2 separate regions of the Homo sapiens genome follow, and region 1 is linked to region 2. A link is a loop called in an ENCODE intact Hi-C map of the cell type or tissue named here. Cell type or tissue: PC-9. All regions are shown on one strand. Each heading gives the region's core, and the rest is flanking DNA. Links, peaks and the distances in the headings are about the cores only.

Region 1 (4,412 bases), core at 84-4,083, 730 kb after region 2:
TCACAGAATTGCAAAGTAGCATACAAAGGGAAAAGCTTAGTTGATAGGGCAATAAGCAAAGTAAGTTTTCAGTGGTTTTTTAAAAGATATTTATTTAAACTATAAGAGTATCTCTCCACTCTGAAATTTCCAGTATTCTGTGGTCATCCTTTCTGTTGTTATCTAAACTAAATATTCTAGGTTCTTATTAGGCATGATGTTACATAATCCAGCCACCTCATAAATATTTTTGAGGAGCTTCCTGTGTTTTTTGTCACTTGTCACGTGTAAGACTACCATACATGGTCAATAGATTTGTGTATTGTATACCACACAATTCCAAGGGCACAACTCACTGGAATTGGTATTCACTGTCCTCCCGGAGTTGTACAATGGACACTGTGCATAACTGTACATAGCAGTCCTGCAGCTCTCATCTCAAACCTCCTCTCTCAGCTTTTGTGTGATCCCCTCTCCTGTATTGCTACGCATCATCCCTGCATCTTCAAGCATGTCTGCCTCACCTCCCATCCAAATATGGACGTGCTACCTCCCTTTAGACATCTAAACCATTGGCTGCAGTCTAAAAATTTTTGCTCTGAACTTTGTGGTATCAAAAGATTATATATATACATATATATGTATATATATCACATTCTCTGTGTGTGTGTGTGTCTCTTACACATACATACACACACATAAAGCTTAAAATTCCGTATCAATAGCACATCCACTATTCCTAAAAAATTGTTCATTGTTTTTTTGCTTTTCAAATAGAGTCCAAACTTTCAGCCTTATAAACCAAAAAGAACAAATTAGCAAGCAAAACAATTATAATGACAAACATTTTCTATATATAAATGATGTATGATAGGCATTGTTCACAGAAAGGTACCTGGGAAACTACAAAGTAATTAATTTTGAGAGTTTGAGTTTTGTGTTATGAGTTCATCATGACTCCAAAAGGTGCTACTAATATTTATTTATTCATAATTCTAACTTTAAGCTGGGGTGTCAGACTTGGAAGCAAAGAGATTGAGTTTCTGGAAGAAATCCAGAAATTCTGGCTGTTCTCAGTTTACCTTGCGAGAAACTCAGACTAGCAGAGCAAGACAAGGGCATGTGCATAGGAGCAGTTTCAATTGTCTGAGTTGGCATGTTGATAAGTTTAGAATTCTGAATAAATATTATTAGAAAACCTTTGCTAGCTCTCTTCCTTGCAGTTGGACAGGACAAAGAAAAATCAAGGGCATAGTCATAGCTAAGTAGGAATACAAAGTTGTGAATGCATGGCTCGCACTTCCAACCTGTCTGCAACTATGCTCAACTTTTGAAGATTCCTGCCTAGTAGTCTATGATTCTAGCCTCCATATTCAATATGCAGTCCAGAATATAAATCATTAATTGAAGTTGTGTTATGGACTAAAGGAGAGTAATCCATTTACCAATGTATATAATATATAAAATACTTTGTGTATCTTCATGTGGTGATTCTAAAATATTTATTGCCTCCATCAGATTTACTTAAAAAATGCAGTTTGAAGGAATAAATGTTTACAGATGAAGGATGATTAAGCAGATAGACTAGTATCGTCATGTTTTGGTGATCTCAACTCTGGAATATCAACAAACCAACTCCTTGGTAATTGTTAGTTGCAAATGGGCCATCTTTGAAATCAGTCACTCTAACTATAAAGAGGTCTGCTTCCCCCTGCTGGAAGCATCCAATAGCTGCACTTAATCCAGCAATCTTTTTAATGACGTCACCATTGATAGGAACTGCTCGCTCACATTTATTAAGTGCTTACTCAATAAATGGGTTTGGTATAAAAAATGATAATAAAATGTCCCTTTTCTCTTGTGCATGACAAAATCTTTCTTATGACTCCCGGAGATGTGACTATAATTCTGTCTAGGCTTCTCCTTGACCACGCCATGTGTGCTAATACACAAGCCTAAGAAACAATACGGTTTGATGCTCTAAGACTTGAAAAGTGCTTTGTTGGCTTCTGGGCAATCGTCCCACATCTTTCCCTTCTTGCAAAACCCGCAATCACATGCAGAATCTCCAGGTTCTCAAAGAGGAGAAATCCTTATTTTCTTTTCTTTTTTTTTTTTATGTTTTTTTAAATTATTTTTTTTTATTATTATACTTTAAGTTTTAGGGTACATGTGCACAATGTGCAGGTTACTTACATATGTATACATGTGCCATGCTGGTGTGCTGCACCCACTAACTCGTCATCTAGCATTAGGTATATCTCCCAATGCTATCCCTCCCCCTTCCCCCACCCCACGACAGGCCCCAGAGTGTGATGTTCCCCTTCCTGTGTCCGTGTGTTCTCATTGTTCAATTCCCACCTGTGAGTGAGAATATGCGGTGTTTGGTTTTTTGTTCTTGCGATAGTTTACTGAGAATGATTTCCAATTTCATCCATGTCCCTACAAAGGACATGAACTCATCATTTTTTATGGCTGCATAGTATTCCATGGTGTATATGTGCCACATTTTCTTAATCCAGTCTATCATTGTTGGACATTTGGGTTGGTTCCAAAGTGCTGGGATTACAGGCATGAGCCCTTATTTTCTTTTTCTAAATGTCCTATCACTTTTCTTATCCATCATTCCTTTTGTATTTCTTTTCTGTCACAGAAATCTTCAGTGTCTGGCGGAGGCCTTTCTTCTTGAACCAATTACATGTTTGTTTACCATAACACATTTTATAAGAATAAAAATACCTGACTCCTTCCTTATATCTATGTGTGTATATTTTATGTATATATTAATTATTCCACATAACCGGAGTCAATGAAAGACAATTTTACAAAACAATTTTTTACAAAACCCTTAAATAAATTCATCAAATTTTACATATCTATGGTATGTCTTAATACTTTATGAACAAGTTTAGAATAATGTCATGATTTGAAACTGAAGTTAATAAACATAGTGACTGTGAATAGCTACTGAAGCTTCTGATTAAGTAACATATCATAATTATGGCTGGTCGCCATTTGGATGTTTTCCAATTGTCATCAGGAAATGAGGTGTATCCTCAGGAAGATAATTAAAAGAAAATTGTTATATAATTTTCTAGGACAGTAATAAAGACTCACAGATAATGAATATTGAAGACAAATTGGTGCTTTGCAATTAAGTTTGTTTTCCAAATCAAGTTTGTGTGTTACAGAAGGAGGTTCACTTTGGAGAGTGAAATTTCTAAGATGAAACATATCTCTGGTGATTCATGGCAGATAGGAAAAACAAGACCATTCTTAGTTTTGAGATTTCCAAAGAGTAATATCACATGGGGACAGTTTTATTAAAAATACAGCAGTTTTGGATTTTTCAGTCCTCAGATGAAGATTGGTGTTCTTTATAAAGTTCTGCTCCAACTTACAGAAAAGTTGTGAAGATAATGTTTTGTTTCATTTGACTATTCCTTGGTCAGAACTTACTATGTTTTATAGTAGTATTGTCTATTGGTGACCTTGAATTTGATTTCACAATTTTCACACTGCCACATATTAAATTTCGTAGTACAGATACCAGGATTCAAAACAAGTGAGGATCTAATACTGGGAGATCAGAACCCAAAGTCAAAAAATATCTCAAATTACTTTGACAGTCTCATGCAGGAGACTTCTGTTCTCTCTGTGAGATTCTTAGCTCTGTTATCATACATAACACTATTTTAATCAAGCCAAAGCCTGATAAAAATCAGCAAAGATCATTTGCACTGTATTTTGGCCTAATTTGGCAGTTAAAATTGGTCAATGGATGGTGACACAAACAATTCTTGGAGAGTCTAAGACTCGCTATGTTCTCTGATGGCAATTCTTTTTTAAATGTATATATTTTGTTAACATTTCATTATGGTTTTAGTTAGTTTGTTTTTTAGTCTGTATACTCAAGGACTATGATTTCCATATCAGAATTTTCTTTTCATTTTTGACAAGTCTTTTTAACTTTGCATAAACTAGATTAATGGTAATTGCAAATAGTTTAAAAACAGTAAATAGAAAATCAAGGGCTAAGATATGCAGTACACATAATTTTAAAAAATTGATTAGGCATCCCTATTATCTGAAAAATTACATAACTCTTTATTTGGCTTTTTAATGTAAAATTAGAAATTCTAAGAAAGTTTATATTTACCAAATTAAAATTTAGTTTTATTTTTTTAAACTCAACTTTATGTGAATACTCTGATTTAAATGACCATACCTCTTTATGAAAAGGAATGGCAGATCTAACATACTATATACATTGCTAATGTTTGGAGAGCACTTGTGTCTATAATGAAGTATCAATGTTAAAGGAAAATACTAAGAAGAAGACTAAAATGTAAAAAATACTATCTTATTTTCTTAGCTTAAGGTATTTTAATAGGCTGTTACTAATTATGGCTATAACTACATGTGTCAACGTT
Region 2 (4,412 bases), core at 116-4,115:
ACTGTCAGCATCCACTCCAGTCTTGGAGCAATGTGGGGCCAAGCCTGGGCACTGTTGCAGCCTGGCCAGGGATGCACACACTTGGGACAATGCTGAGACACAAGGCCCCTGCTGCCTCGAGCCCCTCTGGACTTCGGGCGCCAACAGGCATGTGAGGGAGGCCAAGGGAGACTAAGGACAGCCCTGTGCTGGCCTACAGATGCCCCTTTGCATGAGCAGCCTGGGCACCATAGATGGCAGCAGGAGACAGACAAGCTCCTGGGTGGAAGGGGGCAGTCCCCAGTGAGGCCTCACCTTCAGGCCAGGGAAGGCCTGAAGGCTGGCAGTCAGGCTGCCAGTCATGCAGACTGGAGTAAGTGCATGTGGTGCCTTTTCCGGGCCACCCATGGCCACCCATGGACCAATCAGCACACACTTCCTCTCATCTGAGGCCCATATAACCCCAGGGCTCAGACAGAGCAGAACAGACATCAGAACAACTAGCTGCAGAGAGGAACAGTCCACTCCAGGGCCTCCTCTCTGCTGAGAGCTGGGGAGACAGGACAACCTCCCTGCAGAGAGAAGCTTCCCACTCCAGGGCCTCCTCTCTGCTAGGAGCTGAACACTCATCTGGACACTGTGGCTGCATGGCTGTGGAAAGGAGCTGCCCCCCTGCAGGAGACTTAGCTGTTATATCACTCAATAAAGCTCCTATTCATCTTGCTCATAGTCCCACTTGTTTCCATATCTCATTCTTCATGGTGGTAGGAGAAGAACTCTGGATCTGTCAAATGGTGGGGCTAAAAGAGCTGTAACACAAACAGGGCTGAAACATGTCCCTTGCTCGACACACTGCTGCTGAAGAGTAAAGAAGAACTGAGGCCCTTCAGAAATCCCAGACCTGGAAGCTTCTGTAGCCAGGGCGGTGACTCTTTGGGGCTCTGCAGTTCCTGGCATCTCAAGCCAGCACCTGGAGCTGCCTGTCCCGCTGTGGTAGCTGTCACATCTGATTGTGCTCAGTGGCTAGACCCCACATTCATTCACACACCCTTTGCTGTTCCACACCTGAATCACGCTTGGCAAGTATGGGACCCAGGCTGGTAGTGTGAGCTGAGTGCAGATTGCCAGGACAAGCAGGTAAAACAAGCCCAGTAGGCCCGAGCTACTAGGGCAACTAGGGCAACAATGCCACCCACAGAGGTTTCCGACCAGAAAAATGACACCCCAATGATCCTGTAACAATATAACAGGGTTAGAAATTAATTATGAATGCTAATCTTATAGAATAGTCATTTCCCAGATTAAGAGTACAGAAACAGGTGCAAAGGTACATTGACCTTTCTCAAAGAAAAAAAATGATATTCATTCCTTTCTATTAATGTTAATTTTAAGACAAATAAGTCATATGTTTTCGTTCATTTTATAATAAATCACTTCCCTTTCTATAATATGTAATATTAATTGTGTCCAGGTACCAGGACATTTTAATCTTTGCATTAGTCAATTCTCACTATATGAAAAAGTTGCTTCTCTTAGCTACAGATAATTATAAAGACCCAGTAAGTTTTTCATATACACCAGCCTTCCCTCACAAAAGCACGTGCATCTCCCAGCAGGTGGATGAAGACAGGGGCAGCGGGAGGCTGATAACAAGCTCTTTTTACTAAGCAAATATTTCAAAGGAAAGATATTAACTTATCAATATTGTCCTTGAGTATAATGAGCATTTTAAATAACACACACCTGAACTTTTCATTTTGAGTGTTTTATTTTAGAAATGTATGGCTTTCTGTATTTATCATTTATTTTGAAACTACATGTATCTGCTCTCGCAAACCTCTCCTTCATTCAAGAAAATAGACTCTCTACCACACAGAAGAGCATGAATGTGCAACCAATAATTATTTTTGTTTGTCTAATTATCATTCTATCCAAATAACTTCAATATATTTTTCTGCTTTTATAGGTAATTAATTTCTAAAGTTAGTATTGACAACAAATACATCATATACATTTTAATTTATGTGACATAACTAAGTGAACCAGTGTACATACAAGTGCTTGAGAAATTCCTACATGATTACAAATACTTAAACAGTACATGATAGCTAGTTAGACTTTTAAAACTTCACATAACATTTGACAGTTCCTTTGGAACCTGATTTGGAAGATTATGCCTTACGGCAACAGCTCTATCCTGTTCGTTCTAACCTTGAAGTTTTACATTTTGTAAATAGCAAAGCAAGCCTTGGAAAACCTTGTAATTGACAAGGTAATATATGAATACCATACAATGCATACACTGCATTTCTGTTTCTGTTTACTCATAACTTCATATGTATTAAATGACTGAGTCTGTAATTCCAATATGTAAATTCCAATTCAATAAGTTTTGCACTAGCCTTTTAAAAAAGACAAACTGTCGAGTATACCACTAGGTGGCAGAGAAAGATCAGAAAATTTCCATTACATACTCATGTATTAAAATGTATTTATAGTGCACTTAAAAGTCTTTCTTGAATTACATTTTATATATAAAATTGTGTTCGGTCTCAGTATGCTTTTAGTTATTATGAAAACATGTTTTATAAAGATTTTTACCAAATACATTTTAACAGGAAATATTTTATTCTTTGTGATATATACATATATGAAATATATAATACATTTCCGATATGTAAACACTATGTGTGTACATGAGTGTGTATGCACTGGCAAATTTTATACCCTATATAGAATAATACTTTAGGAAAAAGCAAAATGTAAACTAATCCTATGACATCCTACATTCACATTTTCTTTTGTGATAAAGTCTTAATTTAAAATTTTTCTAGCTAAGAATAATTCAATATAACTTATATTCATAAACTCTAACATTTTACTTTTATATCATTACATATATGACTGTATTTAAATTACTATATTTTATAATCAATGTAATTTGCTACTCATAGGTGTCTTCTAAATTATCTTTATTCATATTCATATTATTTTTGTAGGGTTACTGATTAATCAAAAGTTTCAAACAGCTACTGATATTTGAAGGAATGCTTCTACTTTCTATAGTTGATGAATTTGGTAAAATAATAGCATATTTTCTCTGATAATTCTTCGTCTTTACTCTCGCAAAGAGAGACAGTTTTTTTTTTTTCTAACAAAAAAATATGTGAAAGCAGCAGACTGAGCTAGCAAATGTCAGGTCCGGTTTTGCTTCCACAGCGGATATACTCTGTGATCCTTAGTAAATCAACATACTGATGCCAATTAATAAGTGAAAAGAGTTTAGTGACCTAAAATTCTAATGAAGGAGAGGAGAATGACTTCATTAATATGTAATTGATTTTTTTTTTTTTAGTTGCCAGGTTTAGAGAAGCTCGAACGGAACTTTTTACAATTTTTTAATTTTTAATTTTTGTGGGTACATAGTAGGTGTATGGATAGAAATTTTTTACTCAGTTTTAGACTATTATAAGCTTACTTGTTTACTTTCAGGTTGAATTTTTACAGTGTTCCTACGTTCCATCCTACCTGATTGGTCTTTTCATTTCTTACTTTTCCTCCCCAAATTTATCACCTATTATTTATCTTCCTTCATTCCCTCTCCACCTCTCCTCATTTGTTGTTTGAATGAATGAGTTGGAAAATAGGGATAAGATCTCGAAGAATCAGAAAGTTATGATTTAGAATTACTTGGTGGGGCAAAGGGATACGGATTGTTCTGTTTTTCTGAACTCTTTGGGAATTTTTAAAAAAACATTGGCACATTGACTTAGCATAAATAAAGCAGACTGGACATAAGGAAGATTCTCATTGCTGAGTTGCTGGGCAGAAATTTGGAATTCATTTCTGTATTTTCTAAAACATGTTATTATTTGCTAAAATATCTACAATCCCAAGCAACAAAAACAGATAAATAAGTTTAACTCTTTAAGTCTTTAATTCTGTGACTGATATGCTCACTTCAGGTAGGTAAATTATTTTCATAGCTGTGCTTACAAAACACTAAAACCTGTTTGCAATTATGATAGCACACAGTATATAGGCAACATTTTGAAGTCTTATGAGATTTTACTTTCTCTGCTATACCTTTGATGTTACTAGTAATATATTTAAAAAATAAATATTTTCAAAGTATTTTTCTCATCGAAAGAGGGTAAACACTTTATGGACAGGGACAGTATCTGAAACATTTTAAATGTCTGGAGATTCTTATTATATAGGCATTGAATAAATATTTGTGGATTATTTGATTACCTTCTTATCACCTAACTTCAGAAAAATCAAAATGATAGATATTAACAGAAATTCATTAGCCACACCAAGACCACTGCAGGCACCTGGTTTGAGCCTTCAACATTTTCCAGAGATTCTGGACTTTCAGTAACTCCTACTATTTCTATTCAGGCTAGGAGTGACAAGTTGGATAAAAACCA

What was found. Peaks named below come from ENCODE experiments on the same cell type or tissue, not always from the same donor. Only the 100,000 strongest peaks of a DNase experiment are listed, where the experiment ranks them.
Region 1: it touches region 2 in a loop (5-fold over the local background); 6 of 110 quality-filtered maps call a loop at or near these places.

Annotation. Positions count from the first base shown.
Region 1 is chr3:87,502,401-87,506,812 of GRCh38, forward strand. No RefSeq gene overlaps it. Among named protein-coding and RNA genes, the nearest start is that of POU1F1, 230 kb to the left of the region's middle. In PC-9, for the core only: a CTCF peak has its summit at 1,700 (motif pointing left); a DNase peak (open chromatin) is centred at 1,691.
Region 2 is chr3:86,771,874-86,776,285 of GRCh38, forward strand. No RefSeq gene overlaps it. Among named protein-coding and RNA genes, the nearest start is that of VGLL3, 220 kb to the right of the region's middle. In PC-9, for the core only: a CTCF peak has its summit at 2,409 (motif pointing right); a DNase peak (open chromatin) is centred at 2,408.